2 separate regions of the Homo sapiens genome follow, and region 1 is linked to region 2. A link is a contact called in ENCODE Hi-C data. All regions are on one chromosome and are shown on one strand. The core of a region is the stretch at or near the end of the contact, and the rest is flanking DNA. Distances in the headings are between cores, read along the strand shown.

What was found. A loop is a pair of places that touch in the nucleus more often than their neighbours do. Pooled maps may share reads with other maps.
Region 1: a pooled map shows a loop between it and region 2 (4-fold over the local background). The contact joins the enhancer-like site here to the promoter of CATSPERB in region 2. A Hi-C loop is called at or near these places in 5 of 50 pooled maps.

Annotation. Positions count from the first base shown.
Region 1 is chr14:91,869,706-91,873,345 of GRCh38, forward strand. It overlaps FBLN5 (fibulin 5), which reads right to left. Exons shown (of 11, transcript NM_006329.4): 11 at 1-680. The coding sequence ends at 519. Among named protein-coding and RNA genes, the nearest start is that of TC2N, 4.0 kb to the left of the region's middle. Within about 2 kb of position 2,391, at least 27 of the 41 ENCODE cell types and tissues checked have a DNase peak (open chromatin) inside an H3K27ac peak, as active enhancers do.
Region 2 is chr14:91,730,248-91,733,825 of GRCh38, forward strand. It overlaps CATSPERB (catsper channel auxiliary subunit beta), which reads right to left and starts at 1,839. Exons shown (of 27, transcript NM_024764.4): 1 at 1,683-1,839.

The sequences.
Region 1 (3,640 bases), core at 1,141-3,640, 140 kb after region 2:
ATTCTCTAAAAACCCTTCGATCCTGCTGTGGTTTGTTTACATAGCCTTCTCTGTGTACGCAAAAAGCAAACTAGCTACTCCCAGGGTTCCCCGCCAGCTCCCGGGTCTTTGCAAAGCAGTAACACAGTGAGAGAAGGAGTGGAAGAGGTGAAGAAGTGACAGCAAGCTGTTCACAGTCTTTGAACATAGACTCAGACCCCCGCAAACCTAATCTATTTTCTTTGAAAATAGTGGAAATAAACTGAAGGCCTTGAAAATTCACCAACAATCTTCTATCAGGGGAGCAATGATAATACTTTTTGATAACTGTGTCATAGGAACTGGGGGTGGCAAGTCCTGCAGGGTGACAGGTCTGCAATAGTACAGGTGAGAGTCAGGAAGTCGGGGCTGACTCTTCGGGGAAACGTTCAGCAGGAAATGCCTAACGTCTGTGTCGCTCTCATTCTCTCTGTTATTTCCTCTCTTCTCCTGTCCCTTGGTGCCAATGAGAGGCAGCGTCGGAGGCTCCAGCCCGAGGCTCAGAATGGGTACTGCGACACATATATCCGCAGTCGGATCACGGAGCTGCCTCTGAAGTTGATGACAGTGTTGACAGTGATCATTTCCAAGTCCAGCTGGATTTCCCGGGGCCCTTTGATGGGGCGTGTCATCACCAGGGTGGCACTGATGGGGCCCGTTTGCTATGGACAGAACCGGGGAACACCAGTGAGAAAAGGCCTGCATGGTGGCCCTGCAGCCCCACCTGGGCGCTCCCTTGCCTCCGTCAGTCAAACTGGCACCCCCTCGGTGCCTCAACTGTGCCATGCTCTTTCCCTGGCTTTGCCCACTCTCCACCTGGTTCTTTTCTGCAAACCCTTCAGGTCTCATCTGAAAGGTCACTTCCTAAGAGGAGCCTTCTCTGGTTCCCCAATCTAAGTCAGGTCCCCCTGCGACCTCTGACGCTGCAGCCTTTACTTTGTACAGGATGGAAAGCATTTATGACCATGTATGATTGTCCATACTGTCTACCTGATCCGTGTCTGATATCTAGGCTCCCACTAGGCTATGAGTTCTGTAAGAACAGGTACTGGGGTCAGGCTTTTCACCACTGAGTCCCCCTAGAAGCCAGCATGGTGCCTTGAACACAGAAGGTGTTCAGAAAACATATATTGAATGATGAACGAATCATTGATTGAAACTTCTGCATGGCTTAGGGCTGTCACTTCACCCCTCTGGGGCTCATCTCTCAAATGAGGGTTTGGCATTGAGTACATACACATGGACACAAAGAAGGGAAAAACAGGCACCAGGGCCTGCTTCAGGGTGGGAGGCAGGAGGAGGGAGGGGATTGAAAAACTACCTACTGGGTACTATGCTTATTACCTGGGTGATGACATCATATATACACCAAACTCCTACGACACAGTAATTTATCTATACAACCAACATGCACATGTACTCTTGAAAGTGGAATAAAAGTTTTAAAAAACGTTTTTGAGGAAAAATAAAATGAGGGTTTGGACCAGATCAGTAATTTAAAAAAAAAAAAAAAAAGGCATCAAAGGCTACTGGAACTTTTTTTGTTAAACTAACAATTCCAGGGGCCCATTCCAAGATTTTCTATGTCAGTATATTTTTAGGTGATGCCTGGGAAAGGTGGAATTTAAGAACCCCCCTCTAGGCACCCTAGAGTCATCTCCAGCTTCACCATTCTGTAACCTGATCACTGTGGTCCTAATAATTTCGCGTGAACTCTCTCCTCCACTGAGTCTTTTTCTAAAACTTTCAAGGAGGAAGGCAGAGAGGAATGACATCAACTGAGCACCCATCATGTGTGAGGCACTCTTCTAACCATGTTTATGTACATCTGCTTATTTAATCCTCATAAAATGGCCAGGCACCATGGCTCACAACTGTAATCCCAGCATTTGGGAGGCCGAGGTGGGCGGATCACTTGAGGCCAGGAGTTGGAGACCAGCCTGGCTGATATGGTGAAACCCCATCTCTACTAAAACTAGAAAAATTAGCAGGGCATGTTGGCAGGTGCCTGTAATCCCAGCTACTTGGGAGGCTGAGGCACAAGAATTGCTTGAACCTGGGGGGCAGAGGTTGCAGTGAATAGAGATCGCACCACTATACTCCACCCTGGACAACGGCGAGACTCCAGCTAAAAAAAAAAAAAAAAATTCTCATAAAACCCTGAAAGGCCTTGCCACTCAAAGTGTGGTCCCTGGACCAGCAGCATGGGCATCACCAGGGAGCTTCTTATAAATGCAGAATCTCAGGGCTAGGATCTACTGAGCCAGAATCTGTGGCTTAACACAATCCCCAGGGCTTTGTGTGCACATTAAGTATTGAGAAATATTGATCTAAAAGCACAGGACCCAGGTGGGGGGGCCCTGGCTGTCCTTGTCTAAGTGCTGTATGAAAGGTATGACTCATTACTTCCCCGTTTTATAAGTAAGCAAACTGAGGTCCCATGAGGTTAAATAATTGCTTAGGGTTACCCAGCTAGTCTTGGGCAGAACCAAGGGCTTCCATTCAGGTATTTCTGACCCCAAGCCCCAGGCTTTTTTCACTGCACAGCAGGTATCAGAAGAGGCTGATGTGTGTTTCACTTCTTCCTAGCACCCACCTAATGAGAGATGCTCGCGGTCAGTGCAAGGGACAGATATTGGCACTGTTAGAGGAAACAGTGTGAAGAAGAAAAGGGATGGGCTGGACAATCACTTCCCATACACTGCAGAGCCCAGCCCTGTGCCCAGAAGCTGCAAGCAACAGTCTCTGCAAAATAAAGGAACCTAGCTGGTTTAAAGCTACACTAGATGTTTTATCTGTCTCCATAAAAGGAGGGCGCCCCATAAAGTTCTGAACATCCCCAAGAGCCACCACAAGTAAGACAAGGGTGGGGCTGGCAGACAGGTGCAGGCCAGGCGCTGGGACCTCCCCTATCCATGAGGCTATCGGCAGCCTGACAGCCACACAATTTCCTCTTGGCACTGGTTCCTCCTGTTCCCGTCAGCATCCACGTTATTGGCACCTCCTCACGCAGATTTCTTGGACTTCCTTGTCAGCCCTTACGAAACCTGAGCCCTGGGCCAGGGCTTCAGAGGGTAAAGCCACACAAGGAAATGCCTGCAGCCTTTACATATACAAATATCTCACCAGCTTTCACTGCGTGAACAAAGACCAAGAGTTGAGAACCCTGAGCTAGGGACAGCCCTCCAGAGGGAGATCTGCAGAGCCCAAGGTCTGGAAGGGAGAAGGGGGCAAGTGCAAACTTCCAAGTTGTTCCTTTGGGCTCTCCTGGTAAATGTCTCCTGAGTACGAAAGAATCCTCAACTATCCCATTTGAAATCCTAGACTCTCCCATTTGGAAGTAACTGCAGAAGCTGGTGAGTCCGGCCTCCACCTGGGTCCACCCTACCCACAAGCACCTGGAAGAGCTCAAGTACCTGCCACAAGAGCTGAGGACAGCCACCTCCACATTCGGCTTTTAGGGCAGAGCCAGGGCATTAATGAAATAAACCCCTGAGAGCCCGTGGGCATTAGTAGGCTTGGTGGTGCGAAAAGATGAGGAGGAGGAGGATGGTGGCGACAGTGATGACGGTGGTGGTTATGATGCCAGGCATCTGGCTACAACCTTTCCTACACCTCTTAA
Region 2 (3,578 bases), core at 589-3,088:
ATTTGGACATAGGCAGGGTGAAGTGAAGACACAGAGGGAAGACATTCAGAGGGAAGATGAAGGGAAGACACAGGAAGAAGACAGCCAGCCACCTATAAACTCAGGAGAGACGCATGAACAGTTCCTTCCTCATGGCCCTCAGAAGGAATTAACCCTACAGACACCTTGATCTCAGATTTCTAGCCTCCAGAACTGTGAGAAAATAAATTTCTGTTGTTTAAGCCACCCAGTGTATGGGCCTTTGTTATGGCAGCCCTAGAAAACTAACACAGCATCCATGATGAATTTCACCTCTAAGGAACTTGGGGGACAGGAGGTACTGGAGTGAGCAACCTGTGGACACTCTGGCTACTGCTTTTGCTATTAGTAATAAAGTCCTTCGTCTCTGACCTAGGAGTCTTGTGTCTTTTGCCAGCATCCAAGAAAACAGAAACATACTAATTTGCCAACTCTAAGTGGAATAAAATCTCAGAACTTTGTGCAGTTCCTGACAACTGCTGAGTAAATTAAATGTAACTGGTGTTTTTCCTTCATCAAAACTGACTTGCTTATTAAATACATTTAATTGACAATAGAAAGCTCAAACAGTTTGATTTTTTTGAATTCATTCTTATCACATTAACAGGGGAGAACTGAAGGTTTTTAGTGCATTTTTAAAAATCATCTGAGAAAACAACTTGTTTTCACAAGGTAAGAGGAAACAAATGGTAGATTAAAATTCTGTCGGCATGGTGCAATGCTCAAGTATATTTTTGGTGTAAGAACGAATTTAACATTAAGTGGAGACATTATCACAGTTAAACTCTGAAAATAGTCCCTTTACCAGAAAAATCTTATATCACTTTGCTAAACATTCAAATTAAATGATACAACACCATTATTAGAATCTTTATGCCTCTTCATGGGTCACCTGTGCAAACTCGAGAGAGTTAGTATGAAGCACGTGGTGGAAATTCTGGTTTTAATGTCAGCAAGCTTGTTCTGCAAGCTTTCTTATCTGCCATCCTGCAAGCTCAAGAATTTCTGCTACCTACTGGTTTCTTTAATTCTTTGGGGCATAGTTCCAGTCTCATTCTTCTTATTTTCCCTTCAATATTACAACTTTTCCTTATTTGATACTATCTTCTTTCAACTTTCAGCTCATAGTTAGAGTAAAAACATAGACTTTAGCCTAAGACGAAGTCTGTCCATCGAAATATTTGATTTTTAGCAAGCTATTTAACTTCTTGGAGTTCATATTCTATTCAGTAAAATGGGGATAACAGGCACTTCACAGTGTTGTTGTGAGAATTAAATGAAAAATACCTTAAAACATCTAACATATTCTATACAGAATAAGCACTTGACAAGTATTACTTCTGAATTCCATATCTCCATACACTGCAGCAACTTCTTTTTCCTCATCACACTCCCCTACTGACCTACTTAGCAGTTAAATTACCCCCAGTTATCATTCCTTTGTAATTATTATAAGTTTTACATAATTACTGGATACAAGTCATGTATCTGGGCATTTTCTCTTCTCTGGCACTAAATAAACATTGGGAATTGCCCCATTGAAGGAAGCTATTTCCTCCCCCAGTTGGTTCATTTATAGTTACTCCATTATTATGGAATAGTGATCACATTATAAATTCATACTCCAGCAGGGTCCTTATTTTAATATTTTTTACTGTAATTACCTCTTTAGGAGATGCGCAACTAGTTGTGTTCTTCTTTTTTATATTTTTTCTCAGTTTTCTTCCATATAGACTGAGAAGAAAGACCCAAAGTCAGGAGCCAAGTTTTCCCTGTTGACTGGCTTAGCACTCTAGTCACCTTTGGTAACAGCCAATCAGCAGCTACCAAGTACAGAAGCATGCTTAGAAAATCTAAAGGACAGGCAGTTGGAATTTCCAACTAACTGCCTCTTTCAGAGCACCACAGGCCATTTTCTTTAAAAACCGATGAGAGGTGGAGGTTCTCCAAACCTTCCATCTTTAATATAGCATTTATCTAGGAAGGATCAGAAACCTACATATGATTATCTATAAAACACTTCAATGATCATACGATCATTGAATGCCTGGGGAAAAACATAAATGCTAAAAGCTCATGCTAACTGCATATAATAAGGTTTAAAAGGAGGCAATCTCTCAAAGGGGAGGAGCTTCATAACTGGGTCTTTAAGGAAGACTGGGACTTAAAAAAAATAGAGAAGGCCTTATTGACAGGTAAACAAGACAAGCAAATACACAAAGCACAAAGTTAGAAATGAGCTGTGGACGCATGGAAACAGTGAGACCAAATGGCATGCCAGTTTGTCCTCCGTATTCATGTTGTGTGACTGTCCTTGATGTGGTTGTATGTGCTCACTAAGGCTGCCTTTGACTGAGTACCGAGTGAGCTGAGCTTGAACCTTTCTGTCTTACCCAGCGCCCTGACTAGTCATGAATGGTCACAGAGGCTGACACATACTTTTTGATAATCATGATAATAAAACGTGTTTTATACTCAGGTTGTCCTTCAGAAGTCCCTTCACATGGCCATGTAAAACCTGCTTTACCCTCATATCCTGAAATATGTCTGGTATCTGGGTTTAATCTATTCCTGGAAGAGCCCGCATCAGAAATATATTTCTCTCACCCTTTCTGGTGACCTTGACCTAAAGAAGAACCTGAAACAGTGTGCAAAACACAACAAAATATATTTCCTTATAAAGACTCAGTTCCCAGAAACTTGGAGCTCTCTTTTTTTGTTGCCTGTTTCCCACTAGGGAAGGCAATAAAGCTTTTATGGAAGAAGATGTAGCTTTCAGTTACCATAGCAACACTGCTACACATTAAAAAAAAGTCTGAGCAATACTGAAGGTACACATTGAGAGCTCTAAAAAGAATGATGAAGCAGGTGACATTTGCCTTCTTTCTCCCCAGCAACCTCTTAGTTTTCTTTTCCTCATTTGCCCCCACATTTTGTTTCCTAACTTACGAAAGAGTAAAGGATCTGTTTTCAATCACAGTCACTGATGAATTACACTTTGATGTGAGTACCAAGACTACTCCCACAGTAGGTGATTCATCTGTAACAGTGGAATGAAAGGGGTTCTTCTGCCTGAAAAACAAATTATGCACTGGGCTTCCGTCTAGTCAGGAGGATAGGGGGCAAGGCAATGGGCTGATTGAAAGAAGGATGACTTTGACTTTTTTTGTAATTTTTTGCTGGCTATAACAGGGCTTATTATGTGTGAAAAATGAAAACAAGTATAGAGAAATCAATTACGCATAAATCAACAACCAGATATAACCACTGTGGACATTTTGACATTTCTCGAGTCTGTTTCTTCTGCATTTATATGTCCTTCTTTCAGTCATTGTTAGTCTGACCATTTTCTCGTGTAACTCAAGTGTTTTATTTAAGTCTTCGCAGTTGTAGATCTAAAAATAACGGTACCTAATTTACTTAAACATAAAATATTTTTCTATTTCCAGTGTTTTCCTTTTTGAGAAATGTGGTAATGAATAATCCTGAACAAAATTATTTTCCTACATTTAAAAATATTTCCTTAGGATATGAACATGTTTAAGACTCTTGAATGTATG